Regions from separate parts of the Homo sapiens genome. Here region 2 is linked to region 1. The links are chromatin loops, found by intact Hi-C in ENCODE. Cell type or tissue: CD14-positive monocyte. All regions are shown on one strand.

Region 1 (8,000 bases):
AGTTTGGGAGGCCAAGGTGGGCGGGTCATTTGAGATCAGGAGTTCGAGACCAGCCTGGCCGACATGGCGAAACCCCGTCTCTTCTTAAAATTCAAAAATTAGCCGGGCGACATAGCGAGACTCCGTCTCAACAGCAACAACAAAAAAGAAATTCATGTAATCTTAAGTCATTTTAGACAAGCTCCATTAGGTGAGTATGGTGATTAATCTGCTCTGTATTGTACTCTCAAGTAAAAAGCATTAGTGTAGGAGGAGAATGAGAAGATAGATCACTCATGTAGAAAGCATTTAAATGACAGAGACAATTGCTACCCCTTTTGGATTCTTTATTTTTATTTTTTTGGAGATGGAGTCTCCCTCTGTCACCCAGGCTGGAGTGCAGTGGCACAATCTCGGCTCACCACAACCTCCACCTCCTGGGTTCAAGCGATTGTCCTGCCTCAGCCTCCCAAGTAGCTGGGACTACAGGAGCGCACCACCACACCTGGCTAATTTTTGTTGGGTTTTTTTTTTTTTTTTTTTTTTTTGAGACAAAGTCTCGCTCTTGTTCCCAGGCTGGAGTGTGATGGCATGATCTCGGCCCACTGCAACCTCTGCCTCCCAGGTTCAAGTGATTCTCCTGCCTCAGCCTCCTGAGTAGCTGGGATTATAGGTTCCTGCCACCACGCCCAGCTAATTTTTGTATTTTTAATAGAGACGGGGTTTCACCATGTTGGCTAGGCTGGAATTTTTGTATTTTTAGTGGAGACAGGGTTTTACCATGTTGGCCAGGCTGGTCTTGAACTCTCGACCTCAAGTGATCCGCCCACCTCAGCCTCCCAAAGTGCTGGGATTACAGGCATGAGCCACCACGCCCATTGGATTCTTTAAATCAAGCTAATAACTTGAAAAAACAGATACAGAGAAGAAGTTTTGTACTATGATGTGAACTAATTGGGTAGTTTTGGAAAGATCCCTGATTTTCTGCTGACATTGCCAAATGAGGTTGGATAATACCTAATTTCATAGATATTTTCAATGAAGTAAATTTGAATAACTGCAAGACTTTTTTTCTTTGTCAACTTAATGAACTTTTTCTAACTTACCTTAGCTTTGGGGTGCTTGATGCTTATGAAAATAAATAATTGTCTTCTTTTACTTTGTTGCACTCCTAAGAGCAAGATGGGTCACCAGCAGCTGTATTGGAGTCACCCATGAAAATTCAATCAGGGTTCTTGCTCTTGTTGTGTCTGCTCAAACTGGCAAGGTCTGATCCAGAAATACGGCCTCAATATGTGCGCCAGTGTTTCTATCAGTAAACGAAGGATATAGATTTCATTAAGTTGGACTAAGTGATCTTACTTGAATGGATTATCCAAGGCATCTACCCAATGAAAAACCATAGTACCCCTTTATGCATAAAATAAACAATTATAAAAATAAGTAAATAATTGATTGCCCATTCTATGAACAAGGAGGCAAACGATTATCAGGCCACCCTCCTCTTGACCTGCTGTTCTGTTTGTTTAGAGCACAAATAATTTGGTGTCATGTACTTTTTTACTTTTACTTACTTAGATTACATTTCTCTGTCTCCTTTTTCTTGACTATATGCTGAAAGTAATTTAACTTTTTGCAAATTTATTTTTGGTTTTGCTTTTCTTCCCAGTGGCATGGAACATTGTGAGAAATTTGAAATCTCAGAAACTAGTGTGAACAGAGGGCCAGAAAAAATCAGACCAGAATGTTTTGAGCTACTTCGGGTACTTGGTAAAGGGGGCTATGGAAAGGTAGGCAATATTTTTGAAATGAGAGCTGTTGTCTGTCTTGAATAGATTGATTTTTATGCCCTGGTTCCAGCAGTCATCTTCAGTCTTTGTCAGCTATCAGCAAAGGATGTGATCATGACCACTTAGCTGGTATGTTTGAGGGATGTACAGAAGTTCAGTTTTCCCTTCTTTTCATACCACCACACATGTAAAAGCCTGGCACATAATAGGTACTCAGTCAAGGTTCATAGAATACATAAATAGACAACTGTACCAGGCAAAGTCTATTATTAAAGGGTTCATTCTTTACTTTGGTTAAATGGTATCCTCTTTAAAAATAAAGCCCTCCTTGCTTACAAGAGACATGGCAGTCTGAGTTGTTATCTGTTACTGAGACCTTAATCTCAACTGGTTTTCTGGAGCAATAGAATTGGGGAAGCTGAAGGAATATAAAAAGGGGGAAGAAAACTATTTAGTTTCACAGTTTTGCCCAAGGCTTTACAACTTAAGACGTCACTTTTATGAGTTCTGCCCACAAAACTTTTTACCAAACTATTCTCTTATCAAAATAATTTAGATAATAACTTGGTTAGTATTAAGTTTTAAGAATTATTTTTGCTATTGTGTAGTGTTAATTTTTGCAAAGCAGACATTTGTAGCCTATTCTTATGCTTAAGAACACATTGTAATTTCTAATCATCCTGAATGTGCAACACATGCACTTTGAATCTCACATGTTTTAGGTGTTGCATGAAAATGTTTATAGTTGTCTTTCAGTATGGGGGAGGGGTAAGGGAGAACTGATTCCAAGACCTTTGCAGATAACAAAATCTGCCGACGCTCAAGTGCCTTATATAAAATGGCATAGTATTTGCATATAAGCTACACACATCCTCCCATATGCTTAATTTTTTATTTTATTTTTTATGATTTTTGAGACAGAGTCTCGTTCTTTCCCGCAGGCTGGAGTGCAGTGGCACGATCTCAGCTCACTGCAACCTCTGCCTTCCAGATTCAAGCGATTCTCCTGCCTCAGTCTCCCGAGTAGCTGGGATTACAGGTGTGCGCCACCACATCCGGCTAATTTTTGTATTTTTAGTAGAGATGGGGTTTCACCATGTTGGCCAGGCTGGTCTTGAACTCCTGACCTCAGGTGATCCACCCGAGTTGGCCTCCCAAAGTGCCGGGTTTACAGTTGTGAGCCACCTCACCTGGCCATATTTGTGTTATTTTTTATTGTTTGTATTGTTTATTGTTTTTTCCCCCAAATATTTTCATTCTGCGGTTGGTTGAATCCACGGCTGCTGAACCTGTAGATTCAGAGGGCCAAGTATTAGTACAAACTATTTTAAGTAATAGGTAAACAGTAATTTCCTGCCAACTATTTTTAAATAGTTTTATGTGAAGCAAGGGCAGTGGCAAGCAACCTTGAAAGAAATTTATGAAATATTTTATAATTTTTACTGCCAACTATTTTTAAATAGTTTTATGTGAAGCAAGGGCAGTGGCAAGCAACCTTGAAAGAAATTTATGAAATATTTTATAATTTTTAAGGTGGTATTATGCCTCTGGGAACACTGTTTATAGCTTGTTCTAAGTAGGATTTTATATATTAATATAAAGTAACAGTGTTTATTATTAGATGGTCATTGTCCAACATTACCACCAGATGGCAGCAGAACAAACAGGAAAGTCATGATCATTAATGTGGTCTGTTCTTTTAGCTGATCATTTTTGCACATAGTTTTTATAATATAAACTGCTGTGGCATATGTTTCTTATAACTAGGAATTAAGGGAGTATGCCTGACATAGTTTGCCTTTGAATAACACACACTTTTTTTTAATCCAGGTTTTTCAAGTACGAAAAGTAACAGGAGCAAATACTGGGAAAATATTTGCCATGAAGGTGCTTAAAAAGGTGATTTCCACTCCCCCTTTTTAGTCCTCACACACCATATTTTTACACTTGATCTCAGCCAAAAGGCTGGGAAGCAATCATATCATATTTTTAATTGTTGTAACATTTTGGCCTAAAATTTGCAGTCAAAAAAATGTATCTCAAGCCAGGTACAGTGGTGCACACCTGTGGTCCCAGCTACTTGGGAGACTGAGTCAGGAGGATTGCTTGAACTTAGGAGTTCAAGGGTAGCCTGAGCAATGTAGTAAGACCCAGTCTCTTACAGAAAAAATGTATTTATTTTCTTTTCTTTTTTTTTTTTTTGAGACGTAGTCGCGCTCTGTCGCCCAGGCTGGAGTGCGGTGGTGCGATGTCGGCTCACTGCAACCTCCACCTCCCGGGTTCAGGTAATTCTCCTGCCTCAGCCTCCCGAGTAGCTGGGACTACAGGTGCATGCTGCCACGCCCAGCTACTTTTTTGTATTTTTGATAGAAACGGGGTTTCACCATATTGGCCAGGATGGTCTTGATCTCCTGACCTCAGTGATCCACCTGCCTCGGCATCCCAAAGTGCAGGGATTACAGGCATGAGCCACCGCACCCGGCAAAAAATGTATTTCTAACACAGTTGCAATACTTTTTAGAATGTGAGGTATGTTTCATTACTGTTATTCCTATTTTTATTTCTGCTTGGTGAGTGTGGAAAAGAGAGCTCTTGCAATTCTTTGCTGAGGTAACTCTTCACTGTTTCTGATCTCCTTATTTCTAAGTAATAAGCATGTACTGCCATCTCTTTTTTTTTGAGATGAACTCTCACTCTGTTGTCCAGGCTGGAGTGCAGTTGTACAATCTCAGCTCACTGCAACCTCTGTCTCCCAGGTTCAAGTGATTCTCCTGCCCTAGCCTCCCTAATAGCTGGGATTACAGGCGCCTACCACCACGCCTGGCTAATTTTTGGATTTTTAGTGTAGACGGGGTTTCACCATATTGGCCAGGCTGGTCTCGAACTCCTGACCTCAGGTGATCCATCTGCCTCGGCCTCCCAAACTGCTGGGATTACAGGCACGAGCCACTGCGCCTGGCCTACTGCTATCTTTTTTTTTTTTTTTTTTTTTTTTATTGTGACAGAGTTTTGCTCTTGTTGCCCAGGCTGGAGTGCAGTGGAGTGATCTCGGCTCACCACAACCTCCGCCTCCCAGGTTCAAGTGATTCTCCTGCCTCAGCCTCCCTAGTAGCTGGGATTACAGGCATGTGCCACCACGCCCGGCTAATTTTGTATTTTTAGTAGAGATGGGGTTTCTCCATGTTGGTTAGGCTGGTCTCGAACTCAGGTGATCTGCCCGCCTTGGCCTCCCAAAGTGCTGGGATTACAGGCATGAGCCACCATGCCCAGCCAACTGCTATCTTTTTAATTCAGCAGTTTTCAATTTTTTTTTTTAGACGGAGCCTCACTCTGTTGCCCAGGCTGGAGTGCAGTGGCGTGATCTCAGCTCACTGCAACCTCCACCTCCCAGGTTAAAGCGATTCCTCTGCTTCAGCTTCCTGAGTGTCTGGGATTACAGGCGCCCACCACCACACCCGGCTAATTTTTGTATTTTTAGTAGAGATGCGGTTTCGCCATATTGGCATGCTGGTGTCGAACTCCTGACCTCGGGGGATCGGCCCGCCTTGACCTCCCAAAGTGTTGGGATTACAGGCGTGAGCCACCGAGCCTGGCAGTATTAACTTTCTTTTATGCGAGTTAAGGATTTGTTTCTTGTTTACTTCACCCTCCTTTATCCTCATCCTCTCATTTTGTTTTGCTTTCTTTGAATCTACTATTGTCCTCTGATGTCTTCCAACAACTTTGTAAAACACCTTTCAGTCTAATGTTCTTTGATCAGGCTTATAAGATAATCTATCAGTTCCATTTATTTCCCAGAGGCATATCTTAGGAACTTTCTATCCACCTGTTCCCATCTGGAGTGGTAGCTCTTTAGTCACAACTGTTATGACTGGACTCTTTCTTCACCACAACCCTGGAATCCTCTTGGCTCCTTCAGTGTTGGATCTTTTGTTTCCTGGATCCCATATCTTCATTTTTTCCCTTTTTCTTAGTTTATGTCCTTGTTTTGGTGACACTATACTAGTGGCTCCCTCAGACAAGGTATATAAAGATACATTTATAATAAAAATATATCCATATTGCATATTTGAGAATTTCTTTACATTTTTATTTACTTGATTGTTTATGTTATTGGAGTTGAAAATTATTTTCACTTAGAATTTTGCTCAGTTTTCTTCTATTCTTGAGAGTTTCTGTTGAAGTGCTTTGGCATTCTGATTCCCAGTCGTTTACACATGGCCTATTTTTTCTGTGGAAATATTTAAGATTTTCTCTTTATTTCTGATCTAAGTTTTTATAGTGATGTGTGTTGCTTTGACTTTGATTATTATTTTTATTTAGTTAGTTTTTGAGATAGGGTCTCGCCCTGTCACCTAGACAGGAGTGCGGTGACACAATTATAGCTCAGTGCAACCTCAAATTCCTGGGCTCAAGCTATCCTCCCACCTCAGTCTCCTGAGTAGCTGGGACCACAGACACGCACCACCAGGCCTGGCTAATAAAAAAAAATGTAGAGATGGGCACTCACCATGTTGCCCAGGCTGGTGTTGAACTCCTGGGCTCAAGTGATCCACCCGCCTCGGCCACCCAAAGTGCTGGGATTGGATTACAGGTATGGCCCACTGCGCCCGGCCTATTTAATTAAATTAATTAATTTATTTATTTTTAAGAGACAGGGTCTCACTCTGTTTCCCAGGCTGGAGTGTGGTGGTGTGATCATACTTCACTGTAACCTGTAACTCCTGGGCTCAAGCGATCCTCCTGCCACAACTTCTGAGTAGCTAGGACTGCAGATGCATGCCACCACGCCCAGTTCATTTTTAAAATGTTTCGTAGAGACAAGGTCTTCCTGTGTTTCCCCGGCTGGCCTGGAACTCCTGGCCTCAAGCAGTTGTTCTGTTTTGGCTCCCAAAGTGTTGGGATTACAGGCATGTGCCACTGTGCCCAGCCTATTTTTATTCTTTTAATCTTAAAGCTTTAGTCTTTCAGTTCTAGGAAATTTTCTTATGTGATTTATTTGGTAATTTCCTTCCCACTGTTTTCTCTTCTTGGAATTGCAATTAGTTGGATGTTGGATCTCCTGGACCGATCATCTAATTTTTCTTATCTTTTCCACGTTTCCATTTCTTTGTCTTGTTTACTTTCTTCTACTCAATTTTTTTTTGAGATGGAGTTTTGCTCTTGTTGCCCAGGCTGGAGTGCAATGGCGCAATCTTGGCTCACCGCAACCTCCGCCTCCTGGGTTCAAGCGATTCCCCTGCCTCAGCCTCCCGAGTAGCTGGGATTACAGGCATGTGCCACCATGCCCGGCTAATTTTGTATTTTTAGAAGAGACAGGGTTCCTCCATGTTGGTCAGGCTGGTTTCGAACTCCTGACTTAGGTGATCCGCCCGCCTTGGCCTCCTGAAGTGCTGGGATTACAGGCGTAAGCCACTGTGCCCAGCCATTTGACTAAATTTTTTTTTAAAGCTGTTGTATTTGTGATTCTCCAGAATTCTTTCTGTTGTTTTTGTTTTATAGCAACCTGTTTAATGAGTATAATATCTTCTCTTACCCCTCTGAGAGTTTTATTTTTTTTTAATGTTTATTATTATTTTTTTGAGACAAGAGTCTCACTCTGTCGTGCAGGTTTGAGTGCAGTGGTGCGATCTTGGCTCACTGCAACCCCTGCCTCCTGCGTTCAAGCGATTCTCCTGCCTCAGCCTCCTGAGTAGCTGGGATTACAGGTGCCCGCTACCACACCTGGCTAATTTTTGTATTTTTAGCAGATATCGGGTTTCATCATGTTGGCCAGACTGGTCTTGAACTCCTGACCTCAGGCAAAACGTCCACCTCGGCATCCCAAAGTGCTGGGATTACAGGTGTGAGCCACCACGCCCAGCCTCTCTGAGAGTTTAATTATAATTATTTGAAATGTTCTTTTGTTTTACGCATGTTCTTTTTTGACTTTCTGTTTTCTTTGACTTTGATTTAGTCAGTTTTAGTCACTTTGTTCCATGTTAGAGGCCTTCTTTAGATGTCTGGTGTCATTCACTGATTATTCTTTTTTTTTTTTTTTTTTTTGAGTTGGAGTCTTGCTCTGTCGTCTAGGCTGGAGTGCAGTGGCACAGTCTCGGCTCACTGCAATTTCCACCTCCTGGGTTCAAGCGATTCTTGTGCCTCAGCCACCCAAGTAGCTGGGATAACAGGCATGTGCCACCCTGCCTGGCTAATTTTTGCATTTTTAGTAGTGACAGGGTTTCGCCATGT
Region 2 (8,000 bases), 120 kb after region 1:
ATGAGACTGTATCTGATTTATCTGTTTATTGAGACAGGGTCTCACTCTGTCACCCACGCTCGGTGCAGTGGCATAATCTCAGCTCACTGCAGCCTTGACCTCCTGGACTCAAGCCATCCTCCCGTCTCAGCCTTCCGAGTAGCTGGGACTACAGGCATGTGCCACCATGCCCAGCTAATTTTTTAATTTTTCTTTTGTGGAGATGGGATCTTGCTATGTTGACCAGGCTGGTCTTGAACTCCTGGCTTCAAGCGATCCTCCCACCTTGGCCTCCCGAAGTGCTGGGATTACAGGTGTGAGCCACCACACCTGGCCTTGTATCAGATTCAGTACTGATTATTTTTTTTAACTATTGTTAAGTTTAGCATGTCATCATTTCAGAATACACTGCTTCTCAAAAGAATGAAGGCTACAACAGCCTGAGTCTCTGTTTTTCACGAATTCCCCAGATGATTCTGAAACACACCAGCTCGAGACCCTCCACTGTTGCATGTTTGAAAGTAGTGGTTCTCAAACTTGTCTGCAACTAGAATCACTTGTGCAGCTTTTAAAACTCTCAGTGGCAAGACCGTACTCCAGACCACAAAACTCAGGGGTGGGGTGAAGGGGGCTGTTCATCAGTAGTGTAAATGTCCCCAGGTGATTTTAATGAGCAGCCAGGTTTGAGAACCAGCGTCCTAATGGGAGCAACCTCATATCCAGGTGTTGTGCCTCCTGAGCCTGGGAAACAACTCTGGCAAAAACCTTGCGTCTGAATAACTTTGTGTTCTCTGTCTCCATCTGGTGGTCATTCCGCTACATTGCTATTATTTACCTGTGCAACTTGGGCTCTTGTACTTTTAAGAAAGTTTGCCAAAAGAATCAAAAAAACCAAAAGACTTGAAATTTCAAGAAATAGAAATGGCTACGAAATATGCCATTATAAAGAACAGAATGATCTAAGAGTTATAAATGCATTTGAATAATGCATCTCAATCTTTGGCAGTACTTGGCAAATTAAAAAGCAGTCAATAAGTGCTACTTATTCCCATTATAATTAAACATAAGTTAGACCCCATCTTTTGGGTACCAGTGATTCATTTTGAATGAATGGCTTTAATTCAACAAAAAAACATATTTAGTCTTATTATACCTGGCATACTGTTGGCAGTGGTGAACAGACACAGCCTGCATGGTGAGAAACATTGTGTGCGTGCATGTGTGTATGTGTGAGAGATCGAGAGAGAGAGAGAGAGAGTGAGAGAGAGATTATTATTTTAATAAAAAGACTGTTTGTGAGTATACCGCTCCATGAGTTTTGTAACCCCACCCCAATCAGGATTCCAAACAGTGAGAGATTATCATTTTAATAAAAAGGCTATTTGGGGGTATACTGCCCTATGAGTTTTGTTGCCCCACCCCAATCAAGGTTCCGAACAGTTTGATCACTCCCACAAATCTGCTTCATGCTCCCTGTCGTGGCATCCTTGCCTCACCCCAATCCCTGGCCACCAACCGATGTTTTTTGTCCCTGTAGCTTTGCCTTTTCCATAATGTCATGTGTTCATACAATATGTAACCTTTTGAGAGTGGCTTCTTTAACTTACCAAAACTTCCTTCCTTCTGCTTGTTTTAGGTTTATTTTGCCCTTTTTTTTCTTTAGTTTATTAAAGCTGAGGTTTAGATTGTTGACTCGAGCCTTCCTTCTTTTCTAAAATAAGCATCAAATGCTATAAATTTCCATCTGAGCTCTTCTTTAGCTGCATCTACACATTTTGATTTATTGTATTTTTGTTTTTGTTCAGTTTTAAGTATTTTCTAATATCCTCATTTCCTTTGAGACTACCTCCTTTGACCCATGGATTACTTAGAAGTATATTATTTAATTTCCAACTATTTAGAGATTTTTGTCAGTTATCGATCTCTGGTTTAATTCCATTATGCTCAGAGACCTTGCTTTGTATTATTTCTGTTCTTTTAAATTTGTTAAGGTTTGTTTTATGGGCTTGGAGTGGTGGCTCATGCCTGTAATCCCAGCACTTTTGGGAGGCCAAGGCGGATGGATCATTTAAGGTCAGGAGTTCGAGACCAGCCTGGGGAACATGGCGAAACCCCATCTCTACCAAAAATACAAAAATTACTCAGGTGTGGTGGCACAAGCGTGTGGTCCCAGCTACTCGGGAGGCTGAAGTGGGAGGATCGTTTGAGCCCGTGAAGTTGGGCTGCAGTGAGCTGAGATTGCTCTACTGTACTCCAGCCTGAGCAGCAGAGCAAGACCTTGTCTAAAAAAGAAAAAAAATTGTTGTTTTATGATCCAGAATGTGATCTATTTGTTCTAGGGATTACTGAGAAAGGCAGGTTGGGGTGTCCAACTGTAATTGCTGATTTGCCATTTCTCTTTTCAGTTCTGTCAGGTTTTGCCTCATGGATTTTGAAGCTCTGTTGTTAGGTACATAGATGCTTAGGATTGTTAATGTTTTCTTTGAAAATTGACCTTGTTATCATTATGTAATGTCCCTCTGTATCCTTGGTAAATTTCCTTGCTCTGAAGTCTGTTTTGTCTGATGGTATGTAATTACTCCAGATTTCTTTTGATTAGTATTTGTATGATATATCTTTCTTTTTTGTCCTTTCATTTTTAATCTATACTATTTACTTAAAATGAGTTTCTTAGACACATATAGTTGAGTGTTGGGTTTTTTGTTTGTTAGTTTTTTACATTCAACAATCTATCTTTTTATTAGCATATTTCAACTTTTTAAATTTAATATAATCGTTGGTATGTTTGGATTTACATTTAATATTTTATTGTGTTTTCTATTTGTTCTCTATTTTTCCCTGTGTTTTTCATTCCTGTTTTGACTTTTCCTGCCTTCCTTTGGATTATTTGAATTTTTTGGAATTCCATTTTAATTCACTGATTTTTTTAACCATATCTTTTTGTGTAAGTTGAAAATGTAGTTGCTTTAGGGATTACAAAACACCTAGGTTTTCATAGTCTATTTAGGTTATATATTTAGTGCTTCACGTGAAATGTAGAAACCAGCCTGACCAACATGGAGAAACCCGGTCGCTACTAAAAATACAAAATTAGCCGGGTGTGGTGGCACGCACCTGTAATCCCAGCTACTCGGGAGGCTGAGGTGGGAAGATTCCCTTGAGCCCAGGAGTGTCTTCAGGAAATTAAGGTTCTCTCTGTTCTCTACAGGTCAAGTAGTTATGGACGGTATCCTGAACATTCTAATTTTGTGTTATGAGAATCTGGGCCATGTTGGAATCCTGTGTTTTTGCTTTGGCAGGCAATCGTCCTGGTTAGGTTCAGTCACAAGTTCCCACCTGCCTCCTGCGGGTTGTGGTTCAATATCAATTAAGCTTCAGAGCCTTTGCCGCGCTGTTCAGATCCGCCCCGTGTGTGCGCCACCCAGTGGCGGGTACGAGACTGGACAGTGCCTTGTCCCACCGTTCAGTTCTCAAAGCCTTTGTTCAGATCCACACATGGAATGCCTGGGCATGAGCCCAGGAGTTCACATACAACTTTAGGGTATTGCCTTCTTGCGTTCCCTCCTCTCTGAAATCTCAACACTTTACAGTCTCAGGGGTCCCTCTTTCCGGTCCTCTGGCTAGAAAGTCAGGGTTTTAACTGTACTGCTCTGCCCTACAGTTTCTGTGACTGTCTGCCTCCACGGCCAAGCATGGAAGGTTGTGTAAAGAGAAAAAAGCCATGGGCATGACTCCCTTGCTGTTGGGACCATTCTTCCTCTGGCAGAGAGATGAGTTTCCTTCCCTTGAAGTTCTAGGCACCTGCCTGGCTGCCACTGCTGCAGTGAGATTGCCTAGGGGCTGGTGTGGGGAGAAAAGAGACAGCAAACACAGGATTTCCCCGCTTTTGCTGACCTATAGGGGTGCTTACCTCTCTCCTAAGGTCAGAAACAGAGGCTCAGAGCTCTTTCTATCTGCATCTGGTATGCAATTCCAGGTTTTGGTTCATCTTTGAGTCCAGGCCAGGAGACCCCAGAGGGGGAATAAAATGGCAGACTTACTGCCACTTTGGTGGTGTTTAGAGTTCTCTTTTCCTTCCCTGATCTTCCTGCTACCACCTTGTTTTCAGAGCTAGCTGCTCCATGCCTGTGGTCCAGGATTCATAGTAACATTCAGTGGGAAAGACAGGACGGAGTATGACTGGAATGAGAATGGGAGAAGAATTTTTATTTAAAAAACAAAAGCATGGATTTTTAAAGGTTGAAAAATGCACACTAATTGGGGGAGAAATTTCTCTTTCCCTCCACAGTGTGGTAGCTGTAAGCCTGATTCCTGGCTTGAATTTTTTTATTCACTTTTCCAGATGACCTTTAGAATCATTTTGTCCTTAAATTAGCCAGGTGTGGTGGCACACACCTGTAATCCCAGCTACTTGGGAGGCTGAGGCACAAGAATTGCTTGAACCCATGAGCAGAAGTTGCAGTGAGCCAAGATAATATGACTGCACTCCAGCCTGGGTGACAGAGTGAGATTCTGTCTCGAAAAAAAACATCATTTTGTCCTTTAAAAAATTCTAATTTTGATGGGAATTTTATGAAATGTATAGATTTGGAGGAAAGTAGCCTTTTAATAGATTGAGTCCTTCAGTCTAGTAATGATATATCTTCTCATTTAAAAAAATCTTCTTTTATGACCACTGGTAAAAGTTTTTATTTTTTTTCCTCAGAATCCTTGCATAAGCTTGGTTAAATTTATTCTCAGGTATTTTTATTATTAAAATTTTTATTAAAAATCAAATTGGTTATTGCTGATATATAGAAGAGCTACTGATTTGGCATGTTTACTTTGTAACCAGCTGCCTTACAGAACTTTTATTGGTTTTTTTACTTTCTGAATATTGGTTTAATTACTTTCTGAATTTTGGTTTTATTACTTTCTTGGTTTTCTGCACACAAGGATTTGTGAATCCAATCACTCAGACTGGTTTTCTGCAAATAATGATAATTTGGAACCTCTTTTTGAAAAAAAACTTTGAAAATTTTGATTTTTGGTTTATTGAATCACATTGGCCATTAAAATTTCTTGTACAGTATTAGGTAATATTGGTGATATCATTCTTGCTTGTCTTGGTTCTGAGTTTTAGGGAAGTCCCTATTAAGATAGGTATATTTCATTATGCTAATGAATTATCTTTTTGAATTCTTTTTTAAAAATAATTTTGATCAGAAAAGGATACTGCATTTCGTCACTCTTCCAGCATCCATAAAGATGACCATTTGTATTTTCTTATTTGACCCACTAATGTGATTGCATTTTATTAATAGGACTTTCCTGCATTCCTACAGCAAATCCTGGTTGGTCATGGTGGAGACTGTAAAGCAATCATTCTCAAGGAGGGGCTTTTTCACGCAGTATGCCTGGAGAGAGGCTGCACCACCACCGCGTTCCTCCCCGATGAGTCCAGTGAGCCACGGCTGCGGGCTACGGTGTTGTGGTGCTCGGGTGTGTTGGAAGGAAATGGTAATTGAATGAGTGCTCATTTTCCAAGACTTTGGCCCCACCCCTAATATAATGTCCATGTTCCTGGAGCTGAGGATGCCTTCAGCCTAGGCTTGAGGACTCAAGGTGTGTACTAGAACCAGACAGACATTCTCCAATATCCCACTCTAGGGATCTTACTCCAATGAGAAGCAGAGAAATGCTAGCCCCGGGAGAAGACCTAGGAAAAGTGTAACAAGAGGCACCATCTGTCACTGAGCCCCTCTCTCTATGCCAGGCTCCGAGCCAGGTGCTTTACATTATGGGAGCTACTCCTGAACAACTGTGTGAGATACTGGTATCCCTTTACAGATAAGTGGTCAAGTGACTGCCCAAGGGTGTAGTCATTAAGTAGAGGAGTTGCCCTTTAAAACCAGGAGTAATTCCTGAGCGTGTGCAAGCTGGAGATGTGATTCCTGAAGACTGGCTCGCAGAGATGGGTCATGAGGCAGAACCAAGACCTACTCCCCTACTTCCCTGTTCAGTTTGTGTGGCCTCTCCCACTTCTAGTCCCTTCTCTTTCCTGGGAGGGACCCATGGGGGCTAGACAGAGGGCTGTTCCTAGTAGGATAGAGAGGTCCTGCAGCAGCGCCTCTTCCTCACTGCTTATCTTTCTGATCCAGGTTCCCGAGGCATGCCAGCTAGCACCTGACCTACAAGATTCCAGCTGTTTAACTGCCATCACAAAGGCTCATGATGTGTTGACAGTATTTCTGCCTGCTGCTCTGAAAATTCAAGGAAATAAATACCTGACATTTATTGAATGCCAGAAGCTGTTCTAAGAACTTTCTATGTATTATCTATTTTAGTCATTATAATATCCTTATGAAATAGGCACTTTTATCCCCATTTTACAGATGAATAAAATAAGGCACAGAAGGGTTAAGCAACTTTCACAGGTAGAAAGCTGCACAGCCAGGATTTAAGCCCAAGCTCTTAACCACTGCACTACATCAATGCAGCAAAGGCTGAATGAACCAGAGTATTTGATTTACTTAGCTCTTATGCTGGAAAGATGGTGAGGCTTTTGCTCATGGTCTGTATTCAAGCACAAATACCAAAATCAAGGACACCTTTGCATTGGTGCTCCATAGGAGGTTTCCTTTTTTGTTGTTTAGAGAGAAGGTCTTACTCTGTTGCCCTGGCTGGAGTGCAGTGGTGCGATCACAGCTCACTGCAGCCTTGACCTCCAGAGCTCAAGCAATCCTCCACCTCAGCCTCCTGAGTAGCTGGGACTATAGGTGCGCACTTCCACACCCAGCTAATTTTTAATTTTTTTTTTTTTGTAGAGACCGTCTCCCTATATTGCCCAGGTTGGTCTAGAATTCCTAGGGCTCAAGTGATCCTCCCGCCTTGGCCTATTGGGATTACAGATATGAGCCATGGCACCCAACCTCAGAAGAGGCGCTTTTCTTGAGTTCTGGAAGGGGATAGGAATTAATGTTTTGTTTGTTTGTTTGTTTTTTACTCGTCACAGAAAAGGTTCAAAGAGTAAGATAAGCAACGTCTCATAATGCTGTAGTCTAATGGACAAGGGCCCTAGCCATCTGTGCCTGGATGACTCTTCCTCCCAATTTTTAAGTGTCAAAAGATAATTTAGAATCTGGCATTCTGCATTAGAAATCTGAACCAGTGGAGCTGTGTGCTGATTTTCATCAGCTTAAGTTGTCTTTATTGTCAGTGGCTTCCTTTCCCCACAGCAGCTTTATGGAGGCACGTGCCCAGGCATATGAGGAGCTTCTGTCCTTTAGTGTATGTACACCCACAATGCTGCAGAGAAGAGAATCAGCATACTGTTGGGACACAGCAGGTACCACTGCCTTCTGAAGTTTCTAGAGGTGCTATGCCTTCATTGTTTTCCTGCACATGAACATTAACATCCACATCAGGATCTGGAAACCTTTACAGAAGCTGAAGTTTTAAAAAGAAAATGAATGGGATTTTATTCAAGATAAGGAAAGGATAAGAGTGAATCATCAAATGAAACCATGAGGCCACTTCACAAATATTTTATCAAAAAACTCACCTGAGAAAACTCAAAGAATCACAGTAATAAGCTGTCTATGCCATATTTTTTTTTTCCTTTTTTGAAAATGCCAAGAAGCTACTACTAAGAATGTATTCAAGAGACGGAAGTTCCAAGATTCATCACAGGGTCAGGTGGGCTCAACTTAGTTTCCTGGGCCCTCTATAACACTTCATGTTCAGAATTGTCTCCAAATAAAAGCAATTTAAGGGAACATTCAATATGGGTGTCTTTGCTGTGCTTGCAGTCTTAATTCTGTGGACACTGATATTCTATCAATGGAAAATTGAGCCTTTAGTGAACTTGAATACCCTGTTCCCCAATCACTGCCCAGAGAGCAGTTTCTGAGCAGCCAACATGTCAGAGGCAGGAAAACAGCAGCTAAAAGGCAAAGGAGAAAAATGGAAGACACCTGCCTTTACACGTGTATTTTAAGCTAAATAACCATGATAAAATATCACCAACACCCATTTTTTGT

Evidence for each region. A loop is a pair of places that touch in the nucleus more often than their neighbours do. Peaks named below come from ENCODE experiments on the same cell type or tissue, not always from the same donor. Only the 100,000 strongest peaks of a DNase experiment are listed, where the experiment ranks them.
Region 2: it touches region 1 in a loop (5-fold over the local background); 72 of 110 quality-filtered maps call a loop at or near these places.

What each region holds. Positions count from the first base shown.
Region 1 is chr17:59,911,036-59,919,035 of GRCh38, forward strand. RPS6KB1 (ribosomal protein S6 kinase B1) reads left to right here. Exons shown (of 15, transcript NM_003161.4): 3 at 1,649-1,769; 4 at 3,600-3,668. It also overlaps the pseudogene RPS29P21. Among named protein-coding and RNA genes, the nearest start is that of RPS6KB1, 22 kb to the left of the region's middle. In CD14-positive monocyte, CTCF peaks have their summits at 3,425 (motif pointing right) and 3,628; a DNase peak (open chromatin) is centred at 3,436; H3K27ac peaks cover 967 bases.
Region 2 is chr17:60,033,875-60,041,874 of GRCh38, forward strand. It overlaps HEATR6 (HEAT repeat containing 6), which reads right to left. Exons shown (of 20, transcript NM_022070.5): 20 at 7,134-8,000. Among named protein-coding and RNA genes, the nearest start is that of MIR4737, 5.2 kb to the right of the region's middle. RefSeq lists enhancers at 3,147-3,276, 5,994-6,288. In CD14-positive monocyte, CTCF peaks have their summits at 906 and 3,401 (motif pointing left); a DNase peak (open chromatin) is centred at 3,397; H3K27me3 peaks cover 1,581 bases.